Regions from separate parts of the Homo sapiens genome. Here region 2 is linked to region 1. The links are chromatin contacts, found by Hi-C or POLR2A ChIA-PET in ENCODE. All regions are on one chromosome and are shown on one strand. Each heading gives the region's core, a stretch centred on a gene start or an enhancer-like site at or near the end of the contact. The rest is flanking DNA. Distances are from core to core; before and after follow the strand shown. Region 1 has its middle 150 kb from the start of ERCC6L2. Region 2 overlaps ERCC6L2-AS1 (ERCC6L2 antisense RNA 1).

Region 1 (2,977 bases), core at 304-2,803:
CACACACTTTTTTTGGACTCCTGGGGAAATATGATCTACGGAGCCTCAGGGCTGTGAAATATCTCAGTATCTCACCCCCAGTCATTCTTAGAGCAGCACCCAAGCCCCCTGATCCTCCATCCGTTTCTCTGCGTGCTGTGTTATGCTGCACCGTAAAATTGATTCCCATTCTTTTCAACTCTGGTCTTATCCGTCAACCCATCCACCATTTTGTGCTCTATGGATAAATGTAGCAATGTGCAGGAGGAAAAGCAGGAATAAAAGAAGGGGAAGGATAAATTAGAGGAAAAAAGAAGAGAAGGTACAAGGAGAACTTTGCACTCATGTAGAAGTGGGAACTTGAAAATAAAACAACAAAATGGTGACCTGATTGTCTTCCATGCTTTCCTTATCAAGCAGAGAACTGGTGAATTGGTCACAGTGATCATTCACATCGGACCATTAATGCGCTGGCTCAAGTGGTCCAAATTACTACCCCATGTTGATGGACACATAACACCCATTCCTTCAATTAGTGGGCAGGTTACAGACAGCTTCCATATACATCCCCGCTGGGCTCTTCACGACTCTTGGCAGTGTGTCTTTAGTGGTGGGGTCTGTGCTCTTCAAAGGGAGTCCATCTACCATAAGCATTTTCCAGGGGAACGTTTGGTTATTGAAAACACCATGTTGTCTGGCATTTATGCCTTTTCCACCAAATGATTTTGGGTTTGCCCCACTGGGGGCTGGATTATTCCATTGTCAACCTATGTGGTTCTAGGTTCGAGTTGGCAAAAGTGACTCTGCATGATATTTAGGAGGCAGAAGAGAAACCACAGCCACTATGTCCTGAAGGTCATTGTTGAGTGTGGGGCCAGAAGTGCTAGAGAGTTCCAGTGTGTCCTCACCCCTTCCCACTCCATACCCAGCTGTCCTTCCAACCAGCAGCGCTGCTGCCCAATGGTAATGCCAGCCCCCCACCAGAGGCACTGCTGTGGCCTGACACAGGCAGTAGCTTCAAAGAGCCAATGACCTTTGGACTGATATCAACCCCTTGTCAACTTCTCAGTGCAGATGCTCCATGTGCTTCGATTCAAGACTTCCTGCAAACTCTGACTCAGTCACCAGCACCAGGGCTGCCTAATGACTTTTCTCCAAATATTAAACGCCCATTTTCAGGCGCTTGCTTCCTTCCCCATCTTTGCCCACAAGGTCTAATATCTATATTAAATGTTTAGTTCTAAAATATTCATAGTGAGTCTGCTTCTCTGAGCCCTGTCTGATACACCTATGAACTCTGGCTGTTATGTTCTTCTGCTCACAGTCTGGGGTTTCCTGTTGAGACATCCTAATATCGGATTCTGGTTGTACCTCACTCGGCTTTCCTTTGGGCAGATGGTGCCCAGAGTGAAAGAAGCGTTCACTGCTCTTTGAACTACTGCTCTTTTATCTTTATTTCCCTTTACTTTTGCTTTGATCCTCCTGTCCAGGAAGTGGCATCTTTAGACACCGCTTCCTGCCACAAGCCCAAGACTTACTCTATTTCTCACTCTCTCACCAGTGTTTGACAAAGGTTGCTAGTCATAAAGAAAGCAGGTCACTGAATGCTATATTTATACTACTACAGAATTTAAGGCAGTATGAAGAAGGCTTTGCTTTATGTGGCTGGAAACTTAAAGTCTGGGTTTGTAGTGGAAATAAAGATAAAAGAGCAGTAGTTCAAAGAGCAGTGATCTTTCTTGTTGGAGCCATGAGAACAATTAATTATAGGTTGTAGGTTAGCCTGGTTTGGGTGCTAATTTCTAGCTCATAGTCATATGTGAACGCTTCTTTTCAATCTCAGTACGGTGGCGGAATGCTAGTTTCTAAACATCCTTGGGATGATCATATGGTCATAAAATCCTTGGCAATAAATAAGTGCTCTGATCTTTTTAGAGTTAATGCACTGTATACAATGTGTTTTAAAGGAGGGGGGATATGGGATGTTTTATTAGTGCAATGTTTCTGGGCGTGTACTTTTGACTTTCTATTGGCAGTGCTGTAGGGGTAGAAGTTAACTGGTAAAAAACCAATAGCAACATAAAGTAATTCTTGTCAGAGAATCATGGAAATGATTCCAGCTCATTACAATGCAAACGGATTTGACCTGGTAGAGATTAAATTTATTTTCATCTAATAGAAAAGCTAACCCCCAAACATTACAGTTTATTACTGTCTAGAATGTTAATCAGTTTACATTTGTTGGCAAGTTTATTTCAGCATTCTTTTGACTGACCATATAAATCTGTTTCTTTCAATAATTTCAACTTTTATTTTAGATTCAGGGGTACACATGCAGGTTTGTTACATGGGTATATTGCATGACACTGAGGTTTGGGGTGTGAATGGTCCCATCACCCAGGTAGTGAGCATAGTACCCCATAGGCAGTTTTTCAGTCCTTGCCCCACTCCCTCTCTCCCGCCTCTAGTAGTCTCCAGTGTTTACATCTGTTCTTCAAATTCTCTTTTGAACCAGTCTTAACATTTTACTGGTTCCCTCATCAATTAATGAGTCACATACAATTTTGACATGGATATGATTTCTATATCTTTGAGAGTCATGTTTTTAACTTTTTTTTTGAGATGGAGTCTCGCTCTGTCATCCAGGCTGGAGTGCAGTGGCGTGATCTCGGCTCACTGCAACCTCCACCTCCCAGGTTCAAGCGATTCTCCTGCCTCAGCCTGCCGAGTAGCTGGGATTACAGGTGCCTGCTGCCACACCCAGCTAATTTTTGTATTTTTAGTAGAGACAGAGTTTCACCATATTGACCAGGCTGGTCTCAAACTCCTAACCTCAGGTGATCCACCCGCCTCGGCCTCCCAAAGTATTGAGATTACAGGCGTGAGCCACCGTGCCTGGCCTTTAACTTTTTGAAAAGCTCGTTTCATTCACATTTGTTTGTTGTTATTTATGTGATGTTAAGACAACTGAACTTGAGGTTTCAGCTATAAACCCAGT
Region 2 (2,977 bases), core at 249-2,748, 130 kb before region 1:
AAAAGGAATAAATATCTAAATTAAGTGTTTTGCTTCAACTCTAATGATCAGGTGATATGAACTGAGGAATATGATTAGTTCAACTCTGGCACTGAGGTCATTTGAAAATATTGATAACATATAATATCTGTATTTGATGAATGTGCAGTGTAAATGAGGAAGATGACACAAGATTTACTTTATAGTAAAAACATGCTGAGTAATATAAGTCAAGTAAATGTAGGTGTGATCAGAGATTAGTGTAATCAGAAAGAAGGCATTCTGGAAGAGATAAGCTTTTAGCTGGCATTGAAGAATAGTTATATTTAGATGTGTCAGTTAGATAAAATATTATTCTACACAAGGTAAACTTTGAGAAAAGTCAGAAAATGGAAAAAGTTCATGTCAAGTGTGAAAAACCAGTGATTAAGTTTTGCTGGAGTATTTGCGCCTGAAGGGGATTAGTGAGAGAAAGGGTTCCTGGAAGATTTTAAAGGTGAGGCTAGAGAGTCCAGTTATTCCAAGGCAGTAGAGATCCACTGAAGACTTTATAGCAGGAGAGTGACATCCCAAGGACACAGGGGTCATTGCTGATGCTCCCAAAGTGCCTGCTGATCTGAGCTGCCAGGGTCATTTGATTAGTATCAATGACTTCAGGGACTCATCTAGAGTTCTCACATTTCCTTGTACTTCATTTGACTGAAGAATAAAGGACTTAGAAAATTGGAGCCCTAAGAAACAGTGAAAATAAGTCTGGGAAAATCCCTGGAGCCTAAAATTAAGCTCTGCCTGTTCTTGGTTTCTTGTTGCTCTCTGGCAACTTCATTAAGTTTCTATTCCTCTTTCCACTCCAACATATTGCAGCCCTTTGATGCCTTTAGATTAGCAAGTTCAACACCTTCTTTGGACTGTAGGTATGAAGACCCAGTTTTGAGCTAGGCTGACATTGGACAAGCTGCAAGGCCAGCAGTTCCTGCATCAGGTCAGCACAGGGAAGTAGGTATTAAAGAGCTGAGCCAGAGCCCTGGGTGCCAGGGCTGGGAAGAAGGCTGGTCTGGCAATCTCAGAATGGCATGGTATTGATAGGTGAGAGCAAACACTCATGATTATGGAGGTCTAACTTGAAGTTGCCAGGTTGTCGTGACCTACAGACTTAGTCTCATTGTTCTTTAAACTTAGTTTGAAAATTTAGAAAGCAACAGAATGAAAAAAGTTCCGCTTAGTTATCTTGCCTTCTCTTGTCACTCAGGTGAGAATGTGAATGCAACTGGACTCTTTTTCTCCTTGCCCAGTTCCTACACGTAAAGATTCCTTTACCAGGAACAGCCCTTAAGTCTTTCATGTCAGTTGTTTAATTCTCTGGAAACTGACCTCTGTTTCCCCATATCCTTCTTGCCTAACTTGTAGATTTCCTGGAGTTTGTCTCCCTGCAGCTGAAATTCTGGCAGCCAATAGGGGACTCAGCCTCACCCCAGTCTCTAGAATCAAACCAGGTATTAATAGGAGGGATTAAGTTGCTGTGACTCAACGCTTAGGCACTCTAGCAGCAAAGATGCTTGATGTTGTCCAGCCCTGATCTTGGGCCCCAGTTTTCACAACAGGCTTCTATCTTGCTCCAATCTGCTCTTTACACAGCTGCAAAAGCCCCTGCCTTGGCAACGTTCCTGGTAACAAGATCCCTCTGGGGAATGGCTCAGCCTTGGTCTTCCACTCCTCCTCCCCCCCATCACTTCTGCTGCCCCTCATATACTGAAGCCTTGCCCTTGAACACTGTCTTCTTGATATTTACACGTTGTGCTCAGTATGATGCTTGGGTCACAGACGATTAGTAAAGACATGAACTATGTTCATCATTCCTAGGGGGAAGGGGAAGGGCCAGGGTTCACTAAAAGGGTGTCATTCATTGCTGATGTCCTAGAAACTGCAAACTGCCAATTTGAGTTTAGGAAACACCTATTATTCTACCTTGATTGTATCTAAAAATGGGGTGAGAAGGAAAGTGGTTTAGTGAACTCCACCCTCAGGAATAAATGCAGAGGGCAACACCTCAGTGAAGTGTGGTGGTCTGCAATGTATATTTCAGACATCTGCCATTCCATGTCCTAGGTATGTACCTCTACCCTGCCCTTGGAATAGGAAAGTAGTCCTTGTATTCAAGCCAAATTGATATTAGGAGATCCACATATGATCTTATCAGGGACACTACAGTCTGTACTCTCTTTCTTTGCTGCCTTTCAGGGAACATATACCAGACCTAGAACACTGATGACTATTCAGGAAAGGTATGGAAGAGTGGGCACAAGGTGGGACCCTGACTATTTTCTGGAGTCACCACCAGCTGGGACCCAGTTCTGCTGACTGTTGTAGTCCTGTTGTAACAATTGCTTTCATGTTTGCTAAAATAAATAAATATCAATGTGTTTAACCAATAATGATAACCACTTTGCTTTTTGGCAAATCCTAAAGAGATAAAACTAATTCATATAATTTAGCGGGGAGAGAAAAAGGCACACACAAAAGTCTCATCCTCCTAGATCCATTTACCATCTTGAAAGGGACAAGTAACAGATAACTTGTTAATTATGGAAGGATTCTATAACCTTACTCACTTCTACCAGATTGGTTACTTCATTATCCTATTTCTTTTCAGAGATCAGGAATAAGATCCTTAAATTTTTTAGGTTTCTGTGCTTATCTACAGATGTAGAAGAAAATGCAAAATGAGGGAGATTATGCAGTGGTATGAAACAAAATCTGAAGGGATAGAAAGGATGGCTGAGTTGCTGGAGAGGAAAGAAAGCTGAGTTCCTGGGGCCTGCTTTGAAGATGAAAGGAAGGCACCAGGAGATAAACTGGGCCAGAGATAGGTCTTGTGAGGCTTTGCAGTTAAAAAACCTGCAGATGGTTTTTGGATGGGATCAAATATCAGAAAGGCAGATAAGCCACAAACCCAAATTAGTTTCCAGTTAAGTTATTGCTCTCAGATACAAAACTCAAT

Evidence for each region. A loop is a pair of places that touch in the nucleus more often than their neighbours do. ChIA-PET counts read pairs that join two places held with the same protein, here RNA polymerase II (POLR2A). Pooled maps may share reads with other maps.
Region 2: a loop to region 1 is called in a map with no recorded cell type, with 4 times the contacts of the local background. The contact joins two enhancer-like sites. A Hi-C loop is called at or near these places in 1 of 168 maps with a recorded cell type or tissue (uterus), 19 of 37 single-sample maps with no recorded cell type and 12 of 50 pooled maps. POLR2A ChIA-PET finds 5 or more read pairs at or near these places in 3 of 52 experiments (AG04450, Caco-2 and HepG2).

The regions. Positions count from the first base shown.
Region 1 is chr9:95,723,252-95,726,228 of GRCh38, reverse strand. No RefSeq gene overlaps it. Among named protein-coding and RNA genes, the nearest start is that of ERCC6L2, 150 kb to the left of the region's middle. RefSeq lists an enhancer at 1,645-1,744. Within about 2 kb of position 1,553, at least 3 of the 41 ENCODE cell types and tissues checked have a DNase peak (open chromatin) inside an H3K27ac peak, as active enhancers do.
Region 2 is chr9:95,855,916-95,858,892 of GRCh38, reverse strand. The region is part of intron 1 of ERCC6L2-AS1 (ERCC6L2 antisense RNA 1); the gene reads left to right. Among named protein-coding and RNA genes, the nearest start is that of ERCC6L2, 18 kb to the left of the region's middle. Within about 2 kb of position 1,498, at least 3 of the 41 ENCODE cell types and tissues checked have a DNase peak (open chromatin) inside an H3K27ac peak, as active enhancers do.